Linked DNA regions of Homo sapiens: region 2 is linked to region 1. Evidence: read pairs that join two places in POLR2A ChIA-PET (ENCODE). Cell type or tissue: HepG2. All regions are shown on one strand. Each heading gives the region's core, and the rest is flanking DNA. Links, peaks and the distances in the headings are about the cores only.

Region 1 (10,709 bases), core at 1-8,000:
TTTAAACTCATGTGCTGTGTCATACATCTAACTTTAACCCTTTAAACTTTATCGTTCCAGCTTTTGGGTGGAGTGAAAGCTTGAAGTATTTGGAATTGGTGTTCCACAGGTGAACTCAAAATGTCTTTGGTATTTTACTGTTTTATTTTCTCTAATTTAAAAATAGGACGTTTGGACTATATGAATTCTCTCTACCCCTTTTCTTGTATTTTTTTGCATGAACATGTAACTTGTAATTCTGGTTATCAGCGTTCTCATGTTTCTTTTGTTTGCTGACCTTGGTAGTTTCTGAGAATTTCTGGAGGGAGTAATAGCACCAGCAACAGTACATGTGAGAATCTTAAGTTACTTCAGGAAGGAACATTGAAGGGCAGATTTTACCTTTCACCAGGTTATTGGGGTCTCTAGTTTGGTGTTCCATAGTCCATAGTTCTCATGGTTTTGTTTGTTTGTTTTTTTGTCTGTCGCCCAGGCTGGAGTGCAGTGGCACGATCTCGGCTCACTGCAACGTCCACCTCCCGGGTTCAAGGGATTCTCCTGCCTCAGCCTCCCTGGTAGCTGGGACTACAGGCGCGTGCCATCACGCCCGGCTAATTTTTTGTATTTTTAGTAGAGACGGGGTTTCACCGTGTTAGCCAGGATGGCCTCGATCTCCTGACCTCGTGATCCGCCCGTGTCGACCTCCCAGTTCTCATGTTTTATCTATGGAATGCTCAAGTAGGATTTACTTTAGATCTTTTTTCTTCCAGAGTCTTGTTTTTAATATCTTAAGGTATGAGATTTCTTTGCTATCTTCTCAGAGATTTTTCTTTGACATGGTGGTAATAATGCAGCTTATGGTTTTGAAATGGATGTTTGTCATGAATTTGCTAATCATCCAGTTCTTGATTAGTTGGTCACACAACAAGTGTCTTTGAGCTTATTTTTATTTAATAAGATCAATTTCTAACGTTTTAGTTTCAAAATTTTAGTATTAAAACCAATCTTTGTTTAAAACAGATGTTAAGAATTAGTTATTTGAAATATCTAGCAGTGTGTGTTAATGGATTAGTGTTCTTCTAAGTCTTTTGGGCAGTGAAGGTGAGGGGGGTCTTATCCTGAGATTGAGTTAGTTGATTTTTATTCTGAAAGAACGTATTACTTTTTATGGTAGCCTACATTATGTTTCCCCTCTTGTAGGTATGTTTTCTGAGTCTTGAATTGTTTTTCTTTTTTTTTTCAAAAAGGGAAAAAACCGGATTTTAGTTGTCATTTGGTTCTTTTAGGAGCTGTGTTTTTGAAAGCCATCCTGTGTATTGCTAAGTTCTTGTATTATTTTAACATAGAGTTTAACGTTAATATTTGGGAAAGAGTTAGTGCATTGGACCTCAACCCTGACTGGACATGAGAATCACTTGGCGGGGTTAAAAAACAACCACAACAAAAAAACTGATCCCTGGGTTCCACCCCCAGAGACTGATTAATTGGTCTGATAGGGAGCCTGGGCAAAGGTATATTTTAAAAGCATTGTGGATGATTCTTACATGCATTTGGAGTTGAAAACCACTGGGCTATTGTTTTTATCATGTTGTTAGAACTTTCAAGTGGATAAATAAGAAAATGGATTTTTTTCTCAATTGTTTTCAGTTATTAGCATGATTATCATTTGAGCATTAATTGTCTGTCAGCACTGTTAAGCATTTTCCATTTATTGCCTTACGATGGGTCTGAGGTCTGTCAGGTTCAACCAGTGGTGCTTCGACTACTGTGCTATGTTAGTGAAATGACACTGATTGCTATTTTTAAAAAAGCATTTAGAGCTTTTGGTTTGTTTCTCGTACCAGAGTAAGTTAAGATATAGTTTAGTTTTTAAGACTATCAAGATAGTCTCCAATTTGATAAATATCTTGGTTGCCCAAGGGAGATGTTAAAAGCTATGTGGCAAATAGGTTTCTCCCCTTCCATATATCTTCCAGCGTGCTCAGGGTGATAGTTTAGTTGGTGCGTTTATGACAAAATATTACACAACATTCCTAAAAGGTGTAGAAACTATGCATTTGTCTCCTAGTAATTTATTTAAATGATCCCACAAATTACCGTTTAGTGTCACATGAAATTCTGTTATCTCAGTTTGAGAATTTAGAGTTTTATTTGTCTTAGTCAAAATCAGTTTGATTTTGATTAAGCGTTTTGAATTTTGTGTTGTTTTGGGATTGATGTATAATTGTTTTATGGAACGAATGAAATAACAATAACAGACATTTATTTGGAGTTTCTGTCTCTTAATCCCCTTGGTCCATTGGACCAAATTCTGCATGGTGGGGGCATGGCAGCAGGGAAGCCTATAGGAGTTTAGGATCTATGAGGGTTTTTTTTTTTTTTTTTTTTTTTTTTTTGAGACAGATTCTCACTCTGTCACTGAGGCTGGAGTGGTCACGGTTCACTGCAGCCTCCACCTCTCCTGGGCTCAGGTGATCCTCTCCCCTTAGTCTCCTGAGTAGCCGGGACTACAGGTGCTCCCATGCCTGGCTATTTGTATTTTTTTTCTCTTTTATAGAGATGGGTTTTGCCTTGTTGCCTAAGCTGGTCTTGAACTGCTGGGCTCAAGCTGTCTGCCTACCTGGGCCTCCCGAAGTGTTAGGATTCCCGGCATGAGCGACTGGGCCCGGCCCTATGAGCATTCTTAGTGTGACACAAGATTCCCCAAAGATCTTTTTGTTAAATTATAGAAAATGAGACTATAAGGATCATGAAAAAAGTTGATGTAATAAGGAAAAAGACTTAAAACTTCTAACACTTACCTATATTGGGCATTGAATTTATAATTTATTGTGGATTATAAAGTGATGACCATTGTAATATACTTTTAAAGAATAACTTGTGAAAAAGTATATTGTTAGGATGAGATCGCTTACCTAAAATTTATTCTTCAAAGATACTCATGCTAAATCTTGGTGTCTTCAACGTGTGTATACACACATATCTTATATTTGGCAGCAAATGGATTTTCAATTTTATTCTCAATCACTGCCTAACAAGGATTTTCTACCACCTCTGTGTATCAATCATCTGTGGAGCTTTTTCAAAATATATATTTGCTCTATAGGTGAGTCTGATGTGTAACCAGAGGTTTTTTTTTGCAGTCCCTTTTAGGGAAAGGGGAGAATTGAGACCCTTTGCATGTCATGTGTTCCACCATTAGGCAGCAGTACTCTTGTTTGAGTTTCGTTTTGTTAGTCACACAGTCAAAAATTCCAGACTGAAACACAAACATGTAGTGAAAAGCTCAAACACTAGAAGAGACAGGGATTCCACACTCACATGTATTATATACAGTATATGTGCACATATATATCAAATTTATTGTCACTTAGCACCTTCTCGGTGTTACGGTTCCAGCTCTACTATAAACATTAATATCTGTTAAGACATTTGTTTCCTTTTTAATCCGTTCAACAAATACTTCTGGGGCATCTGCTGTGTGCTAGGCACTGTTCTAGAGATTACTGTTGTCTAGAAGCTAACATATGAAGTGAGGTGGGCTGGACTAGCTGATCTCTAAAGTCTTTAGTGCTAGTTTTCTGGCATTCTTTTATGTACCTCGTAGGAGAGATTGGATTAAGTTGTTATTTAAAAAAACTTTGTTATGGTATATGCCAATTGAATTTTTTTTGTCACTAAATAGAATTTCATTCTGAACTCCAGTTTTCTCCAGTGAGCCCAAATGTCAAGTATAGTAGAAATAGGTTCTTTTGGAATTCTTGGCATACTGGCTTTAGGAATAGCTGTACTTCTGATGCTGTTAATTTTTGACCAGAAATTACATACTCTGGTGTCACCCCTTACTCCTGCCATTCCTTTGCTGTATTGATGCTCTATTATCTCTATACAGTGTGTTTTTCTATTTAATTTACTTTGTTTAGGTGTTTTGATTAATTTTGTCCTCACAATTCTATCTTTAAGGTTAGTGGCTTTCATTCTAAGTCAGTGATAATATCCTTAGCACCTAGAAAGTGCCTGGCATATAGACATTTAGTAACTGTTGGATGAATATAGTTTATCACATTCTTGCTATTTTACTTATTTTTTGCTAAATCTTTTTACTTCTGGGAGTCACTTTTCTTACTAATCTCATTACAATGAGAAATCCTGGAAGAGATCTCAATTCTTTCTAGTCAGACCCTTCATTTTTCAGATGAAAAAAATGGCTCAAAGAGGTGAAAGGTGAAGTAACTTGACCAAGATAGCATGCCATAGACTACCTTCTTTATGAAGCTATATCTATATGTGTCAAATCACATTAATTATTAAATTCTCTGTAGTCACTCATAAAATTAACATTAAACTGTCTCCCTGGTAATGGATAATAAGGTCAGGGATTCTGTCCTTTACCTTTGTATATTACAGAGCACCTAGAATAATACTGTTTATAATAACCATTTGATTACCTGAATGGGAAAATCTGGGGCAGTATTTAACTTGCAGTACCTCCAACCTCTTGTACAGAATTGATTCATCTTCATTTTATGGCACCCTACAGTTTATTCTTATTAATCATGTGAGCTTTGAACACCATGTTAGTCAACCATAATCAAAGGAATTGTTTTCCTTGGGATGAGTTTGAGCTGGTGATCGTGCATATTAGATCCCATCTTCTACAGAGCCTGTGAATTGGGTGGAAAGGAAAAAGGGAGTGGCGAAGCCTCCTGTTAGTATCCTTGATGTCCATTTTATTCCTGCTGACTTTGGTGGCTATTGAGAGTTATAAGTTGAGGCTGTTGGTTACATCTCTCATTTCTAGTCTTTTCTGTTAACTGGTTACTTAGAACTCCTAAGTAAGGCCGCTCATTATTAACTTGGACCCCAGAGAGCATGGAAGTTACCGTATAGTATTGAACCCATTTCTGCCTAACAGTGTTTTCTCTCTGGTCGAGGTGTAGTGTACAAAGTTTTGGTTGCTCTGCTTGGTAACATCTCTGGAGTTCAGAGCACAGGGATCAGTAAACTTTTTCTGTAAAGGGCCACATAGTAAATACTTTGGACTTTGTGGGCTAAGAGGCAAAATTGAGGACATTGGGTAAAATTTTTATTGGTGAAATAAAAAATATAATTAAATACAGTTATGTATAACTTAGGTCTAATGAGAAAAACAATTTGGTGTGTGTGTGTGGAGGGGAGGTAATACAGTATTTTGCTTTATTGGGTAAAGTTCAGTGTTCCCTGTCATCAAATTGATTGCAGACGTTCTGTGTGAAATCCATTCTTACCTTGTGAGCTGTACAAAAACAGGAGGCTGGAATTGGTCTGTTACCATAGTTTGCCAGCCCCTAGTTAAGAGCAGTGATTTTTTTTTTTAAGAGGAGGGGTCTCGCTGTCACTCAGGCTGGATTGTGGTGACGCAATCATAGCTCATTGTAGCCTGGAATTCCTGGGTTCAAGGCATCCTCGCACCTCAGCCTGCCGAGTAAGTAGGACCACAGGCCGACATCACCTCACCTGGTTAATTTTTGTTAGAGAACAGGGGTTTGACTGTGTTTCCCAGGCTGGTCTCAAACTCCTGGCCTCAAGCAATCCTCCTGTTTTGGCCTCCCAGTGTTGCTGGGATTATAGGCCTGAGCCACTGTGCTTGACCTCCTATTTGATACACTATATGTTAACAACTCTGAACCTCCTTTCCTTAAGTCAGGTTCAAACTTCTGTACATTAGCTGATGAAAGGGATTTCTTTTTATTGCAAGGTGGTATTGCCTGAGAATAGTTTGGTTTCAGCAGCTTTGCTGTATTTGTACGGCAGTATCTTGTGTTTATGTGCAAGTTCAGATGTATTTTGCCTTTTTATAAGAATGAGCAGAAAACAAAAAAGTAAATGGCGCGATCTCGGCTCACCACAACCTCCGCCTCCTGGGTTCAAGTGATTCTCCTGCCTCGGCCTCCTGAGTAGCTGGGATTACAGGCATGCGCCACCACACCCAGCTAATTTTGTATTTTTAATAGAGTTGGGGTTTCTCCATGTTGGTCAGGCTGTCTTGAACTCCCGACCTCAGGTGATCCGCCTGCCTCGGCTTCCCAAAGTGCTGGGATTACAGGCATGAGCCATCATGCCTGGCCTACCTGGAGGTCTTAAATATCCTTGAGACAGAGGGAACTGGTTAGGGATATGAATCTTAAACCTTACTGGATTAGGTTGTGCTCATTGGTTAGGTTAGTTGGCTTTGTGCAAATAGTGAATGCAATAATTAGAATGAAATAGGAATTAAGTGAGGCAAATGTATGATGAAGTTTACATTTGAAAGGTGAGGGTATAATTAGAAATAAAAGTTTCTGTACTCTGTGAGTGGGAAAAACCCCTAAAAAGGTGACTGTCGTTTTTGAAATTTTTGACTTCTCTCACATTTTCGGGAATGTGAAAGGAGGATACTGGCTATGTACAGCATTTGTCCAGACTTTTGAAAATATAGAAAATCTCATTTACTCATTTAATTAGTGTGTATATTATCTGTTTACTGTGTCCTTTGTAGATATAATTAATTATCCAGGATTCTTAAGAGTTGACTTGGAGCATGCTGAGCTGAGGCAAGAGGGATTGTGGGGCCAGACTGAGTGTTGGAGGAGGAACCTACTGTAGTGACTACAGGTGTATTTCTTTTTTCTTTTTTTTTGAAATGGAGTTTCACTCTTGTTGCCCAGGCTACAGTACAATGGCGTGATCTCGGCTCACTGCAACCTCCGCCTCCTGGGTTCAAGTGATTCTCCAGCCTCAACCTCCTGAGTAGCTGGGATTACAGGTGGGTGCCACTATACCCGGCTAATTTTGTATTTTTAGTAGAGATGGGGTTTCACCATGTTGGCCAGGCTGGTCTCGAACTCCTGACCTCAGGTGATCCACCTGCCTCATCCTCCCAGAGTGCTGGGATTACAGGTGTGAGCCACCGTGCCTGGTGTGTTTCTTGTCTGATGTCAGTGCATGTCGTTATCTGAGCCATATCAATGTCAGCTGAGGATTGCTTTGTTATCCTCGGTGCATTATGGGAAGGAGAATCATGTCAGTGCTACCTTACTGTGATTGAATTGAATTCATTGATTTAATATAGATTCAGTTAGTACGCCTTATCCATAATATTTGGGATCAGAAGTGTTTCCGATTTTGTAATTTTTTCCCCATATTTTGGAATATTTGGAATATTACTTGCGGGTGAGTGAAAATTCAAAATCCGAAATTTGGGGCCAGGCGCGGTGGCTCACCCCTGTAATCCCAGCACTTTGGGAGGCTGAGGCGGGCAGATCACTTGAGGTCAGGAGTTCGAGACCAGCCTGGCCAACATGGTGAGACCCCCGTCTCTACTAAAAATATGAAAATTAGCCAGGCATGGTGGTGTGCACCTGTAATCCCAGCTACTCAGGAGGCTGAGGCTGGAGAATCCCTTGAACCCAGGAGGTGGAGGTTGCAGTGAGCCCAGATCGCGGTACTGCACTCCGTCTAGCCTGGGTGACAGAGCGAGACTCCGTCTCAAAAAAAAAAAAAAAAGTTCAGATTTTGGAGCATTTTGGATTCCAGATTTTTCAGATAAGGGATGCTCAACCTGTGCCATTTTAGGCACCAGAGGGTATATAAAGATGATTCTCTGCTTTCAAGGCTCTGAAGTATGGTGAACCAGACAGTTATACAGTGCAATTACAGCTGTATTAAGTGGAGGTGTGAAAAGTGTAGTAGGAGAGATGGAGAAATCATTGTTTGGCATTGGGTGAGGTCTTCAAAGATGTCCTATTTTCATGGCCCTATTAATTAGAGCAGGGACTTCCGGTCAGAGGGATCAACTTGAGATCAGGCAGGGTTTTTTAACCCTATTGACAGTTTGGGGCAGATAAGTCTTTGTTGTGAGGTGCTGTCCTACTCAGCCCTGGCTTCTACCCACAAGATGCCAGTGGTATAGCCCCTACCCCACTCATATGTCTTCAGACATTGCCAGTTGTGCCCTGGGGGCAAAATTGAGAACCATTATTTGAAATGGAGCAATGCAAGTGTGAAAGTATAGTGTTTTCAGAGTAAGAACTAGTAGGAGAGTGTGCAAGGAACACTAGAGATACTGGGAGGGGAGGGGTTATGGGAGATGGAACTGAAAGGTAGTTTGAGTGAAGCTAAAATCACAAGGGGTAACCTTGAGTGCCATGTTAGGACATTTGCCTTTTACTGTTAAGGTAATGAGAGATGTACTTTGAAGTTTAAGTGAAAGGAGACATTAGATTTGTGTTTGTTTTTGAAAGATAATTCTGATGGCATTCGTGGCAGATGTGTTGGAGAGTTGAGTGTCGGGGGATTGAGATGGTATTTTAACCGTTCTTCTGAAAGATAAGAAATAATGATTAGGGAATGGAATAAAGGAAGGAGATCAATGGGGTGCTCCCATGGTATGAGGGAGGTGCTGCTAATTTGAGTTTGGCTTTTCTGCCACAGAATGGAGTACTGAGCTAAAAAGCAAAACACCTCTATTGTCTTCCTTTCAACTTTTCCTGCCACCTCCAATTCCCTTTCCTCACTGAGAGCTGCTGTCTGTTGAGGTCTGTTGAAAGGTCATTGAGAGAAGGGAATCTGGGTTACAGAATGACTACTCTCTCAATGTGGTTCCTTAAACAGTGGATTATCAAAGCACAAGTGTCATCTTCCCCCCCGCTCCCCGCAAGGGGTTAGACTGGCATCCAGAGAGCATTAATTGTAGCCTCTCCTTGGTTTGTGTAGATGTTATTTTGCCCTAAAATACTTTGATATACAAACATAGGTGAATAATCTGATGGTTTAATTGTAATTATTTCATTGCTTCCTATTTTGGAGGTTAGCTTTACTATTTTAAGTGAGAATGTAGTCAGTGGAAGGGTACTGGACTTGGAGTCACAAGATCTGTGTTTTATTTTTTTATTTTATTGATTTTTTGAGACAGAGTCTCGCTCTGCCGCCCAGGCTGGAGTGTAGTGGTGTGATCTCAGCTCAGTGCAACGTCTGCCTCCTGGGTTTAAGTGATTCTGCTGCCTCTGCCTCTCAAGTAGCTTAGGATTACAGGCACCACCACCCACGGCGAATTTTTGTATTTTTTGTAGAGATGGGATTTTACTATGTTGGCCAGGCTGGTCTCAAACTCCTGACCTCAGCTGATCAGCCTGCCTTGGTCCCCCAAAGTGGTGGAATTACAGGCATGAGCCACCGCGCCTGGTCAAGAGCTGTGCTTTAGTTCCAGTTACCCAACTCCCTGTGTTAAATCACTTAGCTAACCTCTTGGGTCTTCATGACTCTGTAAAACCAAGATGTTGGGCAAGAGGTGAGTTAAACTACTACTTTTTTAAGTTCTTAAATTTTATCTTTATTCCTAAAGATGTGGAAAAATCTGTAGTCAAGAGAAATTGTCAAGTAAAGGAAAACAGAGAAGGTAAACACTTTAATGGGTTTAGAAGTTGGTTATATTCCTCCATTTACTTGTCAATCCAACAACTTGAATGTCTCCTCTCCCTTGTTTCTCCTGTGTGGTCTGAAGGGCTTTATTTTATTTAGAATCCTGTGGGTTAATTGTGCTTGGCCCACAGCTTGTACTGTGAATTTAGGGACCATAGACTTTGTAGCCAGGGGTATAATTTCTTTGTTGGCAGAGCAACTTAAAGTTTGGTTAAGTTTTCATCTGCAGTCTAGTGCTTTAATAACATAACTTGCTAAAAAGTGATATAGCCTGCTAGGGGAAATAGTATTTAGGGGGAAATTATTTTTTCCGAATTGAAGATGAAAATACACAGATAAATACAGTAATAGTGATTTTTATCTGGCACAGATGGTTTCAGAGAAAATGTTGATACCTCATTTCTTATTTTACTGTAAGAGAACTAGCAAAAGAAGCTTATTTTGTTTCTTAGGTGAGTCATTCTCAAACTTGGTCTCAGGATGCTTTTATACTCTTAAATTATTGAGGATCCCAGAGAGCTTTTGTTTATGTGGGGTTACAGCCATTGATGATTTACTGTATTAGAAATGAAAACAGACATTTAATAAAGTTATGTATGCTTTTAAAAGTAACAAAACCCCACTGCATGTCAATTAGATATTTTTATGAAAAATAACTTTTCCAGAACAAAAATTAGAAGAGAGGCATTGTTTTACATGTTTTACAAATCTCCTATCTGGCTTAATAGAAGACAACTGGATTCTCTGCCTCCTTCTGCCTTCAATCTATTGCGATATAATACGTCATATAGCCTTTGGAAGAACTCCATAGTACACTTGAGAAAGAATGACAGTGAAAATGGCAAGTAAAGTCTTAAGAAAACAATTTTGACCTCTCTGACCTCTTGAAAAGATCTCAGGGATCTTTGAGAACCAGTGTCTTAGACTGCCAAGAGAAGATGTGATGTTATCTTTTGAGTGGCTTATCTACTGTAAATTTTATTTTAACTGAGATATATAACTTACAGTAAAATGCACAAATATGAGATTGTATAGCTTGATAAATTTTTAGAAAATATATACATCTGTGTAGTCATTCAGATCAAGATACAGAATATTTCCAGCACCCTGGAAGGTTCCCTTATGCCTCTACCTCCTCCCTGTAAAACCCCAAATACCCTGACCTCTTTTTTTTTTTTTTTTCTTGAGATGGAGTCTCGCTCTGTTGCCCAGGCTGGAGTGCAGTGGTGTGATCTTGGCTCACTGCAGCCTCCATCTCCTGGGTTCAAGCGATTCTCCTGCCTCAGCCTCCC
Region 2 (8,000 bases), core at 1-8,000, 360 kb before region 1:
CTAATAGATATTTATGGAACATTTTATCCAAAGGCTGCAGGATACACATTCTTCTCCTCAGCACACAGATCATTCTCAAGGACAGACCATATGTTAGGCCACAAAGCAAGTCTTAAAACATTCAGAAAAACTGAAATAATATCAAGCATCTTCTCTGACCACAATGGAATAAAACTAGAAAACAACAAGAGGAATTTTGGAAACCATACAAACACACGGAAACAATACACTCCCAAATGAACGGTGAGTCAATGAACAAATTAAGAAGAAAATTTAAAAATTTATTGTAATAAATGATAATGGAAACACAACACACCAAAACCTATGGGATGCAGCACTAAGAGATAAATTTATAGTTATAAGTGCCTACATCAAAAAAGAAGAAAAACTTCAAATAAATAACCTAATGATGCATCTTAAAGACTATAAAAGCAAGAGAAACCTGAAACCAAAATTAGAAGAAATAATAAATATCAGGGCAGAAATAAATGAATTTGAAATGAAGAAAACAATGCAAAAGATCAATGAAACAAGAAGCTGGTTTTCTGAAAAAATGAACAAAATTGACAAACCTTTACCCAGACTCACAAAGAAAAAAAGGGAGAAGACCCAAATGAATAAAATCAGGGATGAAAAAGGAAACATTACAACTAATACCACAGAAATTCAAAGGATCATTAGTGGCTACTGTAAGCAACTATATGACAATAAATTGGAAAATCTAGAGGAAATGGATAAATTCCTAGACACATACAACCTGTGAAGACTGAACCATGAAGAAATTCAAAACCCGAATAGACTAATAACAAGTAACAAGAATGGAGCTATAATTCATTATATTAATTATAATTTGTCTCCCAGCAAATAAAAGCCCAGGACCTTATGGCTTCACTACTGAATTCTACCAAACATTTAAAGACAAACTAATACCAATCCTACTTAAACTATTCCAAAAAATAGTGGAAGAGGGAAAACTTCCAAACTCATTCTACAAGGCCAGTATTACCCTGATACCAAAACCAGACAAAGACACATCAAAAAAAGAAAATTACAGGCCAATACATCTGATGAATATTAATACAAAAATCCTCTCAACAAAATACTAGCAAACCAAATTGAACAAAACATTAAAAAGATCGTTCATCATGACCAAGTGGGATTTATCCCAGGGATGCAAGGATGGTTCAAAATATACAAATCAATCACTGTGATACATCATATCTATAGAATGAAAAACAAAAACCATGTGATCATTTCAACTGATGCTGAAAACACATGTAATAGCATTCAACATCCCTTCATGATAAAAACCCTCAAAAAACTGGGTATAGAAGGAACATGCCTCAACATAATAAAAGCCATATTTGACGGACCCACAGCTAATTATCATGCTGAATGGAGAAAAACTGAAAGCCCTTCCTCTCAGATCTGGAACACGACAAGGATGCCCATTTTCACCACTATTATTCAACATAGTACTGGAAGTCCTAGCTAGAGCAATCAGACAAAAGAAAGAAAGAAAGGGCATCCAAATTGGAAAGGAAGAAGTCAAATTATCCTTGTTTGCAGATGATATGATCTTATATTTGGAAAAGCCTAAAGACCCCACCAAAAAACTATTAGAACTGATAAATTCAGTAAAGTTGCAGAATACAAAATCAACATACAAAACATCAGTAGTATTTCTATATGCCAATAGTGAACAATCTGAAAAACAATCAAGTTTTTACTCCTTAACGCTTCTTGAACATAGCATAAAACTTTATTTTTGGTAGATTTTAGCATCTTTGGTACACTGCACTGCATGTCACTTTGCATTCCAAAGAGTGATTCAACAGTCAAAAGACCATGAGGTTCTCGAAGGCAGGGACTATTCCTTATTGAAGATTCCATCCTCTGTGCCCTATACCCTGTGCTTATTAGAGGTTTAGAGAATTAGTAGATAAACAAACAGAAAAATGCTGTTATCAGCCTCTGTGACCTTGAAGAAGCCATGTAACTTCTAGGAACCTTATCATTTTGTCATCTGTAAAACTGGAAAAAAAAAAAAAAACCAACTCTGCCATTCTCACAGGATGTCAAGAATTCATAAGCAAAATTTAAGGGAGAACCTTGCAAATTCTAAGGAATAGCACGAATATAAACTAACAATTTTCCCCCTTTAGTTCCAGTCTCATATTTAAAGTCTCCTCACGTAATGATGTCTCCAGCTATCTCCTCTTCTTTCTGATCAGGTGTCCATAAACAAATACTAAGTTTCTGCAGAAATATACATTATCATTCAGAAATATGATTATTCACATGTCACTCAAATCAGCAGGGATAAGTTAAAGCTAAAATGTAAAACTATGTCTATCATAACATTCGAAAAGTTATTTTATACAAAGTAAAATAAAAAGTTTAACTCACCGCACATTTTTCCACTTTGCCAGCATTATTAGCCCATTTCACTAAAGCTAATAATCGAACGAAGAGTTGGCGTGTCCGGCTAGCAAACTGCACTATTTCTATTTTCCTATAAAATAAAACAACTCTTAATGAACCAACATATTAGAAACAGTATTTCACAATTTATTTCAGCTAAGCAAAAATAAATAAATAAATAAATCAGCCTTTGCTTACAACCACTACAAAATGAGCCACCTAAAATATTTATCTAAATATGAACTATTGTCACATTTTGTATATTATCTGCATATGCTTTTTCACCTCAGAGCAATAAACCCAATAGAATGTTTTAGCAATAAGTCACATTTTAAAATTAATTTTATATTGTAATAAAAGTTGTTTACAAAAATATACTAAATTCAGTATATGGTGGTAGAAGTAAACTGCTTCACAGAAGGGATTAAATGAGGAGTTATGAATTATAAGTTCATAACTGAAATTAGGAGTAATTTAATTAGTAAGTAATTAGTAACCCTTTTGGTAAGTGAAAGGAATTGAAACTGATCTTTACCAAAGCCTGAAACTGTATTCATTCTACAAAAGGGCACCAGTTCCCATCCTGCACCAGCATGAAAGATTGAGCAATTAAAGAACTTAACTATGTAACTCTTTACCAAACTAATTTCAATGACAAACTTGGATACATTAAAAAATATCCAAGCAAAGCTAAAGAAATTATGTTGAGTACTAAAAATAAAAGGTCTGTCCATATCTAGTTTTATCCTATACTCACTATTATTACTTTTCCCCTAATACTCATCAGTACTTTTATCTCATCCTAAAATCCCAAAAGCTTTACTAATGTCAATCAACGTGTTAGCTAGATCTCTCAACTTCATAGCAGCTATAAAACTGATAATCATATCTTTTATGGTTTACTTTAAAACACTGAAAAAAATATTCAACAAGCCAGGACCGATGACCAGACCCAGCAGGACACCAACCTCCCTCCAAGTAGACTCTGACCTATTAATCTTAGTACAGCTGTTCAATGACCTGCAGATCCAGTCCACATCTCTGCATCTTGCCAATACCACCACCATGACGCAATGCACCAAAGTAAAAGTTCTTGCTGAAGTACAATCCTGACTGAAGGCTAGAGGCTAGCTCCTACTGAGAGCACACATAGCCCACAAGCACCCTAAAAGGCTCTCTTAAAAATCGGCCAGCAATATGATTAGTGGTACTATAAAGAGAAGAATCAAGGGCATAATTATGACTCTTTGCCAGTGTCTACGAAGGATCATAAGACAAGACTGAGACATAGCAGAAATGTTAAACACACATTAAGATCCAGCAGATCTCAGGGCTGGGAACCTCAGTACCTTTCACTCTAACTCAGCAATGGCTTATAGAGGATGCAAGGTCTCTGCTCCTCTCACAGAGCAAACACACTTGTCTATCATTAATTCGGTTTCCCAAATGCAGTCCTCTACTACAATGGAGATGTCCCCCTTTGTAAACTATAGTAACATGGTTTTCTGACACCATGTTGTCTCAAGTGCTAGGCAACATGAGTCAGTTTTTCAAAGGCCCAGTTTCCCTTCATACCCCAGAGCGGACAGAACAAATCCTTGACTTAACGTTTTCCTCCTTTAATACTGACCAGCCAAACCATAACACAGGTTGCCCTAGTTGTCTCTTTCACTTCTACCTTCTTGATCTCTAATTCGATCAAAAAGTTAAGTTGGGGTTGGCAATGGAGTGTTGCCATTAAGAAATGCTAAAAAGTTGCCAAGTGATTTGGTATAAAAAAAAAAAAATCAACCAAGGAGCATAAGTAGTGCCAAAGATACGGTCAAGTACCATATACTTTAGTTACAATTTAAATCTCCATCAAATGATTTCTTTGAAACTTTAATTTCGCTTGTTCCTTTGGCCTCTGGAAACATTTTAGCCTTAAGTTAAATCTTAAGCTCCAAGCTCCAACTGAACCAAAATGTTAACTATGTAACAGTAGGAGCAGTAGGCAAATGTCAACTCTCTAAAGATACTTAATAGCATCATTGTTGCAAGTGATAAATTAGCAGCCAACTTTCTTTTTTTTTTTTGAGACAAAGTTTTGCTCTGTGGCCCAGGCTAGAGTGCAGTGGCGTGACCTCGGCTCACTGCAACTTCCACCTCCTGGGTTCAAACAATTATTCTGCCTCAGCCTCCTGAGTAGCTGGGACTACAGGCGCCCGCCACTATGCCCGTGGCAGTCAACTTTCTAAAGCCAGTCTGCTGCTCCTCAGCATCTTCCTTTACAGACTATACCTTCTTTATCTTAATATCACCCTTAGGGACTTGACCAGGTCAGTCACTCAATAAAGGTTTGTAGAACAGAAGATTTAGAACTGGTCTCACAACAAGTATTGTTAAGGGTGAGGAAATTACATTTCCCAGGACTCCCTAAATACATGGTGTGAAAAATCATTCTAGACTCTTTGGGCCTAGGTTTCCAATCCACAGCCCTACACCACCCATACCCACACACCAACACTCATAGATTGATCAATAAAGAGACTTTAAGGGTTTTTTTTTTCCATACTCACCTTTCCACATCAGATTTCCTTGGCAGTCTAAGAAGAAAAAAAAAAAACGGATTAGATACATGCATACCTTCATTCTAATGTGATAATAGTCTTTACTTTGACTCTATTAAATACGTTAATGTTTCAGAAAAACTGGGTAAACAGCTACTACAGGCTCATGTAGCTACCTACTCTTTTTTAGATTTATGAGTTTCCAGCAGTATGGTTATAAGGCAAAAACCAACAAAAGAACATTTTTCTCCATTCAAAATACTTCAAAATGTATTGCATGAACCTTAAACATTTAAAAAGCCCAAGTCCCACATTAGCACACTATATCATAGGGTGTCAGAGAAAAGATTATTTTAAGACCAAAATGGTCACAGATGCAGAAGAACTTACTACTTGGTTGCCAGCCTCCCTGTATCCAATGGATACCTGTTTCCAAGCAATAATCCCTCCACATTGTGTTATGGTGGACAAAACTGGAAGCTAAGCATACAAAAGGACCAGTGTATGTCAAGGGTTTTACAGTAATTATGCTGCATGGTGGTTAGATGAAAAATTTTTATTGCTTTTAAACAGCTCCAACAGGATTTTTAAGTTTCTTTTTGCTAGTCCTCCAATACTGATAGCCAGCAACCAATGTCAACTTCTTCCCAGATAAGCTATACCATTTAACATTCACATCCACTGATGCCTAGAAAGATCCTTAATGCCTCCTGAATTGCCACATTCTGTTAACCTCTATCCCACAGTCCAAGATTCAATGGCCTAAACAACTCTCATGCCTCTCCCACAGCTAATCAGTTCTTGAAGTACACACACCCAGCCATTTAGATTGTCTCCCACCCACGTGCCACAGGAACAGAAAAACTAAAACTACTTCCAGAGGTTCAAAGTACAAGGAGGAGAAAATATTAAAATGATCTCTGGCTTATAGTTACCTCCTACTCTTAGGGTAGACGGTGAGATGGAAGTTAAAGTTATGGTCAGAATGATAAAGGGAACTAGGTGGGGGCTGGAAGGGCCAGCAGACCGGAGAGATGAAGCAGAAATTAAGGCCCTGTTAGAAGACTGCAAATAAAGGCAGCTACTGGCAAGTTCCTCTACAAGCCAAACCTCTTGAGAACACTCCTTGAGAAGCCACAGCCCTTGTTTTCACCTCAAGGGAGGGGGAGAATGAGAACGATGGGTATCTATAAGGGGAGAAGGGGAGCAGAGTTTCTGGGGGTAGAAAGAACAGGAATCATTGTTCCCACTCCTCCTACCTGCCTCAGAGACCCTAAAAGAACCATCTCATGTCAGCGGTAGTATCAGTTCAGGGACAAAAGACAGGCTTTGCTGCCTGCCTCCCCTTTCCCCTATTCCTCCTAATCTATTTGAAATTCTTTTATGGATAAGAAAGCTACCATTTAGAGTAAAAGTTCTAAAATGCAAATGTTGGGAAGTAAGGCATAGAAACTTATTTACACCAAAGCACAATAAGACAAGATTACATGACTGAGATCCTGGCATTTTCTGAATTAAAAGAAGTTTAAAAAAAAGGGGGCGGGGGGGTCAGGTACGGTGGCTCACACCTGTAATCCCAGCACTTTGGGAGGCTTGGTGGCGGGGGGGTGGGGTGCAGATCGCTTGAGTCCGGGAGTTTGGGACCAGCCTGGGCACACATGGCAACCCCATCTCTACAAATAATACATATTAGCCAAGTGTGGTGGCAAGTAGTCCAGCTACTTGGAAGGCTGAAGTGGGAGAATCACCTGAGCCCTGGAAGTCAAGGCTGCAGTGAGCCATGATTGTGCCACTGCATTCCAGCCTGGGTGACAGAGCAAGACCCTGTCTCAAAAAAAAAAAATAAAGAGTAGAACCTAGGTCTCTAAAAAGTCAAGGCAGAGAGTAAACTCTAGGATGAGAGCATGTATGTTGAGGGGGAAGGGAGGTGGACAAGCAGAAGGAAAAAACCCAGAAATCTGAGACCAAAACAAAACCACCTAAGTTGCCAAGGTTGTCCTTTTTACCTTCAATAGTTCACACACAAGCATCACATATTACTGAAGTAACTGTTTCCCTAAAGACTCATAAAGTATACCTCGAACACTGGCTCTACATTAACATATTAATCCTGACAGTTTTTAGGGAAAATACACTATTTAGGAACTTCCATGGTAAGTTCCCAAACTAATTAATTAATAATTACCACAATCAAAAGTGAAAAAAGTTGTATACCTGTGTATCAAGAACAAAAATAACTTTTCCTATTAAATTTCCCATGGTTTACAATTCTTTTTGAACAATATTTTTATTGATGCATTAAGCATGTACAGTTTCACAGTACATATAATTTCATACATTTATATAATTTGTAAAGATCAAATCAGTGTACTTGTGATATCCATCATCTTAAATATTTGTTTTTTCTTTATGCTGGAAACATCTGAATTATTCTCATCTAGCTATTTTGAAATGTACAGTAGATTCTTGCAAACTAGTCACCCTACTGAGTTATCAAACACTAGTTATTATTTCTTCTATCAAACCATATATTGATTTATGACAATTCTAAACATTCATTCATTCATGTATTAAATCAATAAATACTTAGTTAAGCCCTGTGTGCCAGGCATTGTTCTAGGCACCAGGGAAAGTCACAAACAAATCAAAATCTCTGTCCTCATGGGGTGGGAATGGACAACAAACTAATAATGTCAGGTGGCAATAAGTGCTGTAAAGAAAAATAAAGCAGCAAGTAAGAAGGACAGAGTGAAGGGGCAGAGTACTATTTTATAGGTGGTCAGAGAAAATCTTTCTGATAAATTGTATGTAAACAAGGACCTAAAGGACTAATGAGAAAGCAATTCACACAGATTTCTAGGGAAAAAGCAAAGGCTCTAAGATGGCAGTGTGCTAGGCACTAACAAGAAACATCAAGAAGGTTTGGAGGCTGGGCACAGCGGCTCACGCCTGTAATCCCAGCATTTTGGAAGGCCAAGGCGGGTAGATCACCTGAAGTTGGGAGTTTGAGACCAGCCTGGTCAGCAT

What was found. ChIA-PET counts read pairs that join two places held together with the same protein. Peaks named below come from ENCODE experiments on the same cell type or tissue, not always from the same donor. Only the 100,000 strongest peaks of a DNase experiment are listed, where the experiment ranks them.
Region 2: POLR2A ChIA-PET joins it to region 1 with 10 read pairs; 16 of 35 experiments call an interaction of 5 or more read pairs at or near these places.

The regions. Positions count from the first base shown.
Region 1 is chrX:41,087,557-41,098,265 of GRCh38, forward strand. All of the region lies in intron 1 of USP9X (ubiquitin specific peptidase 9 X-linked), which reads left to right. Among named protein-coding and RNA genes, the nearest start is that of USP9X, 7.5 kb to the left of the region's middle. In HepG2, for the core only: no CTCF peak of the experiment used is centred there; a DNase peak (open chromatin) is centred at 3,215; H3K4me3 peaks cover 2,596 bases.
Region 2 is chrX:40,724,337-40,732,336 of GRCh38, forward strand. It overlaps MED14 (mediator complex subunit 14), which reads right to left. Exons shown (of 31, transcript NM_004229.4): 2 at 4,983-5,009; 3 at 2,410-2,515. Among named protein-coding and RNA genes, the nearest start is that of MED14, 7.2 kb to the right of the region's middle. RefSeq lists a silencer at 6,035-6,084. In HepG2, for the core only: no CTCF peak of the experiment used is centred there; no DNase peak of the experiment used is centred there.